Regions from separate parts of the Homo sapiens genome. Here region 2 is linked to region 1. A link is an interaction called in ENCODE POLR2A ChIA-PET data of the cell type or tissue named here. Cell type or tissue: MCF 10A. All regions are shown on one strand. Each heading gives the region's core, and the rest is flanking DNA. Links, peaks and the distances in the headings are about the cores only. Region 1 overlaps KCMF1 (potassium channel modulatory factor 1). Region 2 overlaps TCF7L1 (transcription factor 7 like 1).

Region 1 (5,377 bases), core at 192-5,191:
TGCCAATTACAAGTTTTGGACCTCAGGCAAGTCATTTCACTCCTCCAAACCTCAATTTTATCATCAGTATCCCAGAAGTTTTGCCTTTAGAGAGATAATTATTTTGAGGATTAAATGGAATACTGGTATGTGTATGGTCTGGCTCACTATCTGGCCTATAGTAAAGGTCCAATTAATGGTACTCGTTATCAACATTTGTTATGAAACCAAGAAAAACATTTTAAATGGGTAATTTACCTTTGAATTATCTCTGCAAGGTCAGTAACTGTGCCTGGTTATTACCAGATAATGCTGCTTTAATGTAAGAAAACCACAGAGCCACAGATGGAGCTACCTGCTGCCATGTAGCCTTCCCCATAGGGACTGACCAGCAGCAGGTCTATAACATACCAGATCTAAGTCCCTACCTCAAAAAGGAGATCTACTAGCGTGCATTTCTACTGAGAGTTCACAGAACTGTGGGTGGAATGTCTTGCCAGTGCCCTTTGGAAAAGACATCTTCCTACCCACCCTTGCCCTATCCTTTTTTTTTTTAAGACCCAAACTACTCAGCTTGATCTGTAATTTTTTTCTGTGCATTTATTCCACACCCAACTCTCAGAGCATGGTATGAGTGACCTCTGAGTGCTGTCTGTGGATTCTGGTTGTAGCTTCTTGAAATCCCCCTTCTATCATCTGATACTGTACATTCTATGGTACCATGCAGTTTGCAAACCACTTTCCACATCTTTTATTGTATTATATTCATATGATTTATTTAAGGCAATATTTCCCCAGAAATACTCTCTTAACTTCATATATTCAAAGGAATATATGTAATTACTTATGTTCTTCCACCCCCAATTAATAAGGTTGCAGAAAGCAAAGTAAGGAAAATTAAGAGATTATTTACTGTTGGGCTTCTTAGAACTTCAAATATATTAACATGCATTGTGAATTTTCAAGGCAAGGAGAACGGCTGCAGTGTATGCAGGGGAGATCCTGCTCTCTGGTCACACAGCTCTTATGTGATATATATAGGGCCCAAGCCTTATTTTTGGTCTTTTCTTTGACCAGGGGCAGTTCCTATTCATGTTGCCCTGCAACTGATGGTAAGGTCACAGTTTCTTTGAAGTCCAAGATAGTTGACCTTTTAGAAAGTGATTATTGGAGTGTGTAAGTCAGATCGGTCTTTTTTTGAGATAGAATTTCGCTCTTGTTGCCCAAGCTGGAGTGCAATGGCACGATCTCGGCTCACTGCAACCACCGCCTCCCAGGTTTAAGCGATTCTCCTACTTCAGCCTCCCGAGTAGCTGGGATTATAGGCACGCACCCCCACACCTGGCTAATTTTTTGTATTTTTAGTAGAAATGGGGTTTCACCACATTAGCCAGGCTGGTCTCAAACTCCTGACCTCAGGTGATCCGCCCGCCTTGGCCTCCCAAAGTGCTGGGATTACAGTCATGAGCCACCGTGCCTGGCCAGATCTAATCTTTTGACAGTGGGACCAGTTCATTTTGCTAACCCCAACTTGAAGATCCTCACAAGCCTTGCAGTTTCATTTATATCCTAAATGTTATATTTCATCAAGAAATTTGTCTAGTCTCTGTGCAGATGAGCCAGGTTTCCCAGCATAGCCCAGATCTCATAAGTACATGCATCAGGGGAGCAAGTCAGGCAGGTAGACCTTGTGTCTGCCCTGCTACACTGTAGGTCCTTGGTAGAAGAAATGTAGGAGTTTGTATGTATGTGTTTTCTTGCCCTTTCTAGCTTCTGCATATACCAAGAAGAATTAAATAGAGTAATAGAGAAAAGTCAGAGGAAATCTTAGGATATTTTTCAGTTGAATATTCTGTTCACTGCAGATTTTGTTTTTGTGTTTTATTTTCCTCTTTTTATTTACCCCCAGATGAAATTCTGGTTAGATACTTTCCCAAGCATCTAATCTGTAAGAAATCCTGTTTTCCTTAGAAAATTTTCACCTAGCTTTCTCTGGAGTGGAAAAAGTCTAAATGTCTTTTTTTTTCTCATTGAGTCTAATTAAAGCATAGATTTGCACCTCCAGGTAACAGTATTGCAACAAGTGTGGGGAATTCGTCTCAACACAATTAAGGATAAATTACAGCCAAGTATTCCAGCAATGTCTCATTCTGAATTTTGCCACCTGTAAAACTTCACAGTGGAGAGCACTGTAGAAATTGGCCATGCCATTGTTCATTGACTTTTTAACAATAAGGTCTTTTCTTTTTAACTTACACAGGTTGAATGATCCTAAAATGTCTGAAACGGAGCGCCAGTCCATGGAAAGCGAGCGTGCAGACCGCAGCCTGTTTGTCCAAGAGCTCCTTCTGTCCACTTTAGTGCGTGAAGAGAGCTCATCCTCAGATGAGGATGATCGGGGGGAGATGGCAGATTTTGGTGCTATGGGCTGTGTAGATATTATGCCTTTAGATGTTGCTTTAGAAAACCTAAATTTAAAAGAGAGTAATAAAGGAAATGAGCCTCCACCACCTCCTCTTTGATGACATCCCAATTCGCAGACAATGTCCTCTGTGCTGTATTTGCCAATGAAAGTGGACAACAACTATCTTGGGTTTGTTTGGTGATTGTAATTTCAGGTCTGTCACTCTTGTTACATTGTGTACATTCAAAAGGAAGAGAGAAAATATATATGATAATCATTTCCACTTAACTAATTTTTACTTCTAGCAGGTAAATGTAGGTAGCAGTGCAGGGGTGATCTCTGCTTCCTGTACCTTGACATGCAAAAGGCTCTCCTAATACTCCACATTCAAACTGAAGAGGAAAATTGAAATCTCTAATGAAGCTGCTGTGTGTATTTATGAATATTAATGAATAAAAACTGCTTGGATGGTTTACCTTAACTACTGCATGAGGTTTTTTGCAGCGTGCATGAGTTTTAGTGACCTTGTTATTTAAGAAGTTAAATACAAGGAGTAAAACTTAAAAAAAAAATACAAAGCCCAAAGCTTTCCCAAACATTATTCAATGGTTACACGACGAAGTAGCTTTTGAATAATGTCTGCCTGAATCACCTTTCTTTGTGTGCCTCCTACGCACAAAGCCAGCTCTGCAGTGGAATCTGGGGATTATAGCCGGGTGTGGCACTCCGCCCTGTGTGACTGTCCTGTCGCCCTGTTAGTCATCTTGCCTGTGTGGAGCTCAGCCTGTCTCTTTAACTCATCTGTAGAAGACACACCAGTAAAGCTACTGTTGGAATCTGCTGCAGGGGCCTTTGTGTGCCCTAAAAACAAATCCTGTTCATGTTTGTTTAAAGTTTTTACTTTTTGTGGTTGTTTAAAATTTTTTCAATTGTTAAATATGTTTTATTCAGGTGTAGATGAATTTCATTTATTGACTGTTCAACAGAGTTAACCTGAATTATGTTGTCTTTGTTTTTAAAAATCTCACATTCTCAATCATATTTTGCATTATTTATGTATTTGCTTTGTAGTTTGCTGAGACAGATCAGTATCAGGGGAGCTTTGAGGATTTGCCTTCCCAGATTTGTCAGTATATTACAACCAAATTCTTAATGCTAATTTTAGCACCTTTTATTTATTGGGTTTTTTCTGGCATAAAAAGTAAAGCCTTTTAATTGAATCATGCCACCTATATGCCTATATTATTAATCCTATGTGTAAAAAAAATGTACAGCTTTTTTTGGGTTTGTTTTGGGGTTTGGAAGGGCCGGGTTATTTTTTATTTCCTGTTTCAGTTTTTGTGCATAGACTTTCACAATAGCTCCAAGGCAGGGACAGCGGGTTTGGGGGTTGGGAGGGCAGTTTTTGGAATGTAAATTTAGGACTTTTAAAAAGGTGCGCACAGCTTCTGATAAATTTATAACTAGACTTAACCTAATCATGTCTCGTTCCAGTTCTCTTTTCTCTGAGCCCTTTTCAAAGTCTCCTCTCTTTCTCCTGTCATCCTTTTCCTTTCCTGTCCGTGTATCTCCGTTTCTTCAACATGACAAGCATACAGACTTGAACACCCCTCCGGTGTTCTTCCGAGAACTGTGAAGTCCATGTTCATCCAAATGTAACCAAAAAAGAAGTCACCCTACATGTCTGAAAAACTGTTGCTTCTCCTCTGAAACTTCAAACTCCAACGATTTCCAAATACAATAGCTTTGTTTTCTTTAGTTCTGTAATGGATAATGTTTAAAGGAAAACTTTACACCAGGCTTCTGGTTACACTAGAAGTCAAGCCCATTAGGGATTTTCATTTTTTTTCATTTGGTTGTTGAGAAGTTTCAAAAATCAGTTTTCAAGCTGTGGTCTTTCAAACACATCTGCACATAAGTCACACATTTCAATAAAGCATTTTCAAGACTGTTGACCACTTGAATTTCTTTGGTGTTAGTGGATTAACCTAACCATTACTCTGAGATTTTATATCTCTAATCCAGTATTTTTTTTCTTTTTATGCTAAACATGGGAGATCCTGGTTTTGTGTGAATGCATTATTTTGGATGTGAGAAATAAATGCCAATTATATGTACTTTCCCTTTTCTGCACAAATTCTGGGAAAATGTAAAAGCCTTCATTTTTTAACATGGTTTTAGGGAACAACTGTAAGTCCATTCAGAGCAGTTTAATTTAGATGATCACTTTTAACACTGCAGAAGACCTAAGGAGTCATAAGATTCCATCTCATGTAGAATACTGTATATTAATTATTTTTTACCAGATATTTTACAAATACCTCACCTCATCCTGTATGTAATCAATAATGTATTATTTTAGGGTAGAACGACACAGAATATCAATATAAAAATATATTCAAGCCCTTGAAATTCTTGTGTCCTTTTTCTTTAGTTTCTGAATGAAAATCTTATTACTGGATGTACTATTGAATAAAAATTAATTGCAAAGACTTTGATGGAGACAAAATCAAAATATACCACTGTTTATTTTGGCAGCACCTTCAAATTTCTAAGGACCAGATCCTGAATTTTGAGAATTTTTTGTTTCGTTGAGTTTTGAGTGTCTAGGATATAAGTTTATAAATGTTCTACAGTGCTTGTCTTTACTTCCTGTTTAGAAATCATTTAAATCTTTCCCCTCGAGGTGCTCTGGAAGAAGTTTAATTTCAGCTCTGAACAAGTAGAAATAACTGTGCTTCCTTGTATGGCTGCAATCATAAGACAGAATTTCTGTGGTTGGCTACCGTGAAATCTTTGTATTTATATTGCATTGTTTTGTTAAAAAAAAAAAAATCCACAGAAGTAGAACCTAGGTTTGCTACTAACAAAGTAGTGGATTCTTATAATTAGGCTCAGGTAAAGTAAGAGAAAACTTCTCTCCCTGTGGCCCCCAGAGAAATGAAGTAGGATAGCAGATTACACTATTAGAAATAATAGACGTAACAAAAAAAA
Region 2 (5,377 bases), core at 163-5,162, 140 kb after region 1:
ACATGTGAATGAAGAGAGGAGAAGGGGGGAATAAACTGAATAAGAAAAGTCCCCCAAACAGAGCACCTTCCCACCGAAACAGGAGGGATTACCTTCGGGAAATGATGTGGGCAGACTCTAAGGCATTGCCAAGTTGGAATTACAGAATTCAGGAGTGGTGGCTCACACCTGTAATCCCAGCACTTTGGGGAGGCCAAGGCGGGTGGATTACTTGAGGCCAGGAGTTCGAGACCAGCCTGGTCAACATGGCAAAACCCCATCTCTACTAAAAATACAAAAATTAGCCGGGTGTGGTGGCGCACGCCTGTAATCCCAGCTACTTGGGAGGCTGAGGCAGGAGAATCAGGCTGATAATGAGCCAAGAGAAGAGGAGAAACCAAGTCTGCCAGGAGAAATATGAATTTGGACCTTGGAGAATGAAAATTGTAGGAAAAGTAGGCAGGGTAGATGGGCAGGGAAACCCAAAGCATGGTCAGGGCATCTTCTGAGGATGATGGGGATCCTGCAACTAAGCCAGCCAAACTTGAGTCTAGAATTGTGTGCCCCCAGGTGCCCTTGAGCCCAGGGTAAATAGCTGGTGTGATTACAGCAACCAGCAGTGTGTGCCATATCACAGTAAACACTCCAGGAGTGGGTTCTCACAGAAGAATCAGGAGGAAACCCCTGGCATGAGATTCAGAGCAGAATCCCCCTCAAGTTCTTGGATGGTGGCAGCAGCTGCTGTGGAGTCTCTGTTGCAAGCTTTTAGTTCGCAGGCACACTGGTTCAAGTTTAATCACCACAAAAATACTGCTTTGTGTGAAAATAATACATGAGTAGTCCTTATTGCAAAAGGTTCAAAGCAAACAGAAGGAATACATCAGAGGCCTCTTTCAGCTCCACCCCCCAGTCCCACCCCCGAGGTAACAGGTGTGGACAGTTCGTCTCCCTACAGTCCTTTTTCGCAGCATTTGCCCTATGGCGTAGTGGCTGGGACTGTGGGCTTTGAAGCAAGATCATCTGGGTTCACCAACTACCTCCACTACCTACAAACCTTGTAACCTTGAGCAAGTTACCTACCCTTTTCTCTGCCTACATTTTCTCATCTGTAAAGTCAGGATAATAACAGTCTAGACCTAATAGGGTTGTCATGGAGACTGAATGAGTTGGTAGGTGAAAAGAACCAGCACCTGGCACAGTCAGTGCTCAAGAAATGTTAACGTGCATGGGACGTGGTGGCTTATGCCTGTAATTGCAACACTTTGGGAGGCTGAGGCAAGAGGATCACTGGAGCCCAAAAGGTCAAGGGTGCAGTGAGTTGTGATTGTGCCACTGCACTTCATGCTGGGTGACAGAGCGAGGAGACACTGTCTCAAAAATAAATCAATAAATAAGATCTCATTACATATGAAGACCGATTTTCTTGCTTGCTTGCTTTTTGCTTGCTTTTTTGCTTTCCTTTCTTTTTTTCCTTCTTTCTTTTTTTGAGACAGGGTCTCACTCTGTTGCCCAAGCTAGAGTGCAGTGATGGGATCATGGCTCACTGCAGCCTCAACCTCCCAGGCTCAGGAGATCCTCTCACTGCAGCCTCCCGAGTAGCTGGGACTAGAGGGGCACGCCACCACCCCCGGCCAATTTTTGTATTTTTTGTAGAGATGGGGTCTCGCCATGTTGCCCAGACTGGTCTCATAATCCTGGGCTCAAGCCATCCTCCTGCCTCGGCCTCCCAAAGTGCTGGGATTACAGGTGTGAGCCACCATACCTGGCCCTATTTTCTTTCTTAAAAACCATAAAAAGAGTCCTACTCTGAATATTTTTATCAGTAGCATTCTTAGTTTTGAGCAGTAGGTATCAGCTGACTGAGATCAGAAAAAGGATTTCTTTAAAGGACATTGGGGTGGTTCCCAGTCTTGCTGGGATGGCTGTGGACTCAAACCATGGAGACCAGGCAGCAGCCCAGTCTGCACCCACAATAGTCACAAAACCAGAGTGGTGAGGACACTGTGCTGTTGATGTTGCTGGCATTTCCAGCTTCCAGAGTGGGAGGTGAACCCTGCGTCCTGCCAGGACTCATACGAGAAGCAGGGATTCCTAAACTCGGGACAGGAGTTCAGATGCCAGGGGCAAGTGTATCCCTGAATAGTTTATGATTCATTTGAGCCTTTTGTGCCCACATAAACGATGTCATTCTTCTTCTCTTAAAGACAAACTTCGCTATATTGCTTAGGCTGGACTCAAACTCCTGGGCTCAAGGGATCCTCCCACCTCAACATCCTGAGTAGCTAGGACTATAGGCGCAGGCCACTGCACCCAGCACATGTTATTCTGCACATTTACCTGTGCCAGGTGCTGTGCAGCAGTGATTCTCAGCCCAGCAGCACATTGGAATTACCTGGGGAGCTTGGATGATTTGGAATGTCCAGGCCGGGCCTGGTGGTAGGTCCCAGCCATCAGGACTATTTTTTTTTTTTTTAAGAGACAGGGTCTCACTATGTTGCCCAGGCTGGTATTAAACGTTTGACCCCAAGTGATGCTCCCACCTTGACCTCCTAAAGTGCTGGGATTACAGGTGCAAGCCACCACACCCAGCCCGGACTTTATAAGGTTCCAGGTGATTCCAATGTGTAGTCAAGGTTAATAACCACAGCTTCTAGAGGATAGTGCATTTAATAATCACCTCTATATTGGGTAGGTGATGTTTTTCTGAATTTATACATGGGAAACCAAGCCTGAGAAAGCATTCCTGCCTTGCTTTATGTCACCCAGTAAGTGAGGCATTCCCACTGCCCAACCCCTTCCCCTGACTGCAGTGACTGCTGCTGCTTGCCTGGATGGGGAGGAGGAGCAAGCCTCTTCCTCAGCCCCCGGCACTCCCCAGCCACACCAACCTGCCGCAGGCCATCCAAACTCCACGGTTTCAGGGCCTTGCGTGCAGGTTTCTCTGCCTAGGTTGGTGTTACCTCACTTCTCACTTGGACAGTTTCCACTTACCACCCCCAGCCTAAGTAAGTCCTCCTCTTCTTTTTCCTTTGTGTTACTAAAACAGTATGTGATTGTATATGTATTAATATGTATTAATCCGAGCACTTTGCAGGGCCGAGGAAGGTAGATCACCTGAGGTCAGGAGTTCGAGACCAGCCTGGCCGACACGGTGAAACCCAGTCTGTACTAAAAATACAAAAATTAGCCAGGTGCGGTGGCAAACGCCTGTAATCCCAGCTATTTGGGAGGCTGAGGCAGGAGAATCGCTTGAACCCGGGAGGCAGAGGTTACAGTGCACCACTGCACTCTAGCCTGGGCAACAAGAGCGAAACTCTGTCTCAAAAAATATATATATATTTCGGGAGTGGGGTGGCACAAATAGGCAGAATGTCTGCTAAGGCTCCTTGTGGGACAGTGATGAAAGAAACACCAACAAACACTGATGCGACTAAAGGCTATCCTAGGATCAAAAGGCAGTCTACTAAAAGTCCATTAATTAGCATTTGCTACCACTTATCTGTGGAAATTAAGATTTTTTTTTGGTTCTCTGCAATCAAAACAAAATTCAAAAATAAAATATTAGCTGATGTGGCTGATATAAGACAACTGTCAATCGTCACCCTGCCTTTTAGGATGCAGCAAAACACCTTTGTTCTTCTTACAGATTCATCTGATTTTTGTGTTGGAGATTTGAGATTTTGCTCGTTACTGAAAATGTTTCCTCTGCTGAGAGTTTGAGCAGCCTCCTGGTTGTGCAGAGTGGCCAGGGTTGGGCTCAGCTGGCCAGGTGGCAGGTGCAAAGCAGGGTTCTAGAAGAGAGTCTGCCTGTGGCCTCATAGGGGTAACTTACTTCAGTGAGCAGTGTTGGGTGCCTGAGTGAGGAAGTAGAGGTGGCAGAGGAGGGGTCCAGTGGGCTGTCTGGGCCATGTGAGGCTGTCTGCAGGACTCCTCAGAAAGGTTCAGGACTCACGTTCAGTGCAAGGGAAGACAAAGACCTTTATTGCTACAAAGTTGGGTGGGAGACTGAAGTCCTCAGATGGTCTACAAGCTTGAAAACCAAATCAAGTTGACCAACAACCTTCAGTTACAGTCATGTGGTATTGCTGCGACTTCTGAATTTCCCATTTGGGGTTTTATTAGCTTTTAGTAAAAGGCGACATTGTGAAGAAACCCAGATTAGAATTCAGTTTATAAAACAGCTGAGTGAGAAAGTGGGATAGGGGAGCCAGGGAACTACATAGAAAATCATTGAGCAATTACTCAACACAATTAGAGCCCAAACACCACCATCTCATGTGCACTCCTTGAGCTGGCAAGTAGGGAAGGGGGTGCAGAGCCGGAGCTCAGGGAGAGGTGTCCGTGGCTCCCTCACTTCTGGTCTCAGAGGCCTGGAGTGTCCTCTGTTCTGAGCATTTTCCACAGGCAGGGGCTGGTTTCAGGCCCAGACAGACTCCCAAAGCTAAACAAATGAGCAGCCCTCGCTGGCCATGACTTTGCCATTTAGAAGTGGCTTTGGGGCTCCAGAATGAATGGGGAGCCTAATGCAGACCCAACTGACCAACTTCGGCAGCTTTGGGGAAAGTAATAAAAATGAGCCCAGGGGTTTGAGACAAGCCTGGGCAACAAAGTGAGATCCCGTCTCTACAAAAAATTAGCTGGGTGTGGTGGCACACGCCTGTGGTCCTAGCTACTCTGGAGGCTGTGGCAGGAAGATCGCATGAGCCCAAGAGGTTGAGGCTGCAGTAAGCTGTGTTTGTGACACTACACTCTAGCCTGGGTGACAGAATGAGACCCTTTCTCCAAAATAAAAAGAAAAAAGAAAATGAGACCAGTAGTGATCTAAATAAGTGAGCACTTTGGGATGGCTTCCCAGAGATAAGTAGGTGATGTAAACCTCATCTTCCCAGCCCTGTAAAGAAAAAAGGTTTTTTGTGGGGGTAGGAGGAGGCTCCATTTCATCAAATCTGAAGGTGGACTTGAGAGTTTATAGTTTTCCCAGACTGTGAGGCTCCACCCAGGCTTTCTGTCTCTGCCAGTGCCAAGATGCTGCCTGTCCTACCACCTGTGCTGAGAGGGTGTCCCTAATGTCCATGATGGTTCAGGCTGGAGTAACTAGAAAAAGAACTCAGTTTCCTTCCCAAGGAAGAAACTGTAATTCAGTCCCTGCCCAGCTCACAATGGTGATCTCAGTATGTCTCTTAGCCATTTTGCATTTAAGATTCTCTGTCTATAAAATGGCAATCTGCTGATCTTAAAAAAAATGTGGAAGAGACAATAAAATAAAATCCCAGTTCTACTGAGTTCTAACAGCCAGAAACCGTGAGCCATTTAAAATTTTGTTTGTCTCATGTTTATGAGAAAGGATAAAATAACAGATATCTAAACCAACACCAGGGACTCTTTTAAAAGCTCAAAT

The links. ChIA-PET counts read pairs that join two places held together with the same protein. Peaks named below come from ENCODE experiments on the same cell type or tissue, not always from the same donor. Only the 100,000 strongest peaks of a DNase experiment are listed, where the experiment ranks them.
Region 2: POLR2A ChIA-PET joins it to region 1 with 5 read pairs; 2 of 35 experiments call an interaction of 5 or more read pairs at or near these places.

What each region holds. Positions count from the first base shown.
Region 1 is chr2:85,050,909-85,056,285 of GRCh38, forward strand. KCMF1 (potassium channel modulatory factor 1) reads left to right here. Exons shown (of 7, transcript NM_020122.5): 7 at 2,240-5,377. The coding sequence ends at 2,501. Among named protein-coding and RNA genes, the nearest start is that of LINC01964, 14 kb to the right of the region's middle. In MCF 10A, for the core only: no CTCF peak of the experiment used is centred there; a DNase peak (open chromatin) is centred at 3,093.
Region 2 is chr2:85,194,100-85,199,476 of GRCh38, forward strand. All of the region lies in intron 3 of TCF7L1 (transcription factor 7 like 1), which reads left to right. Among named protein-coding and RNA genes, the nearest start is that of TCF7L1-IT1, 10 kb to the left of the region's middle. In MCF 10A, for the core only: no CTCF peak of the experiment used is centred there; no DNase peak of the experiment used is centred there.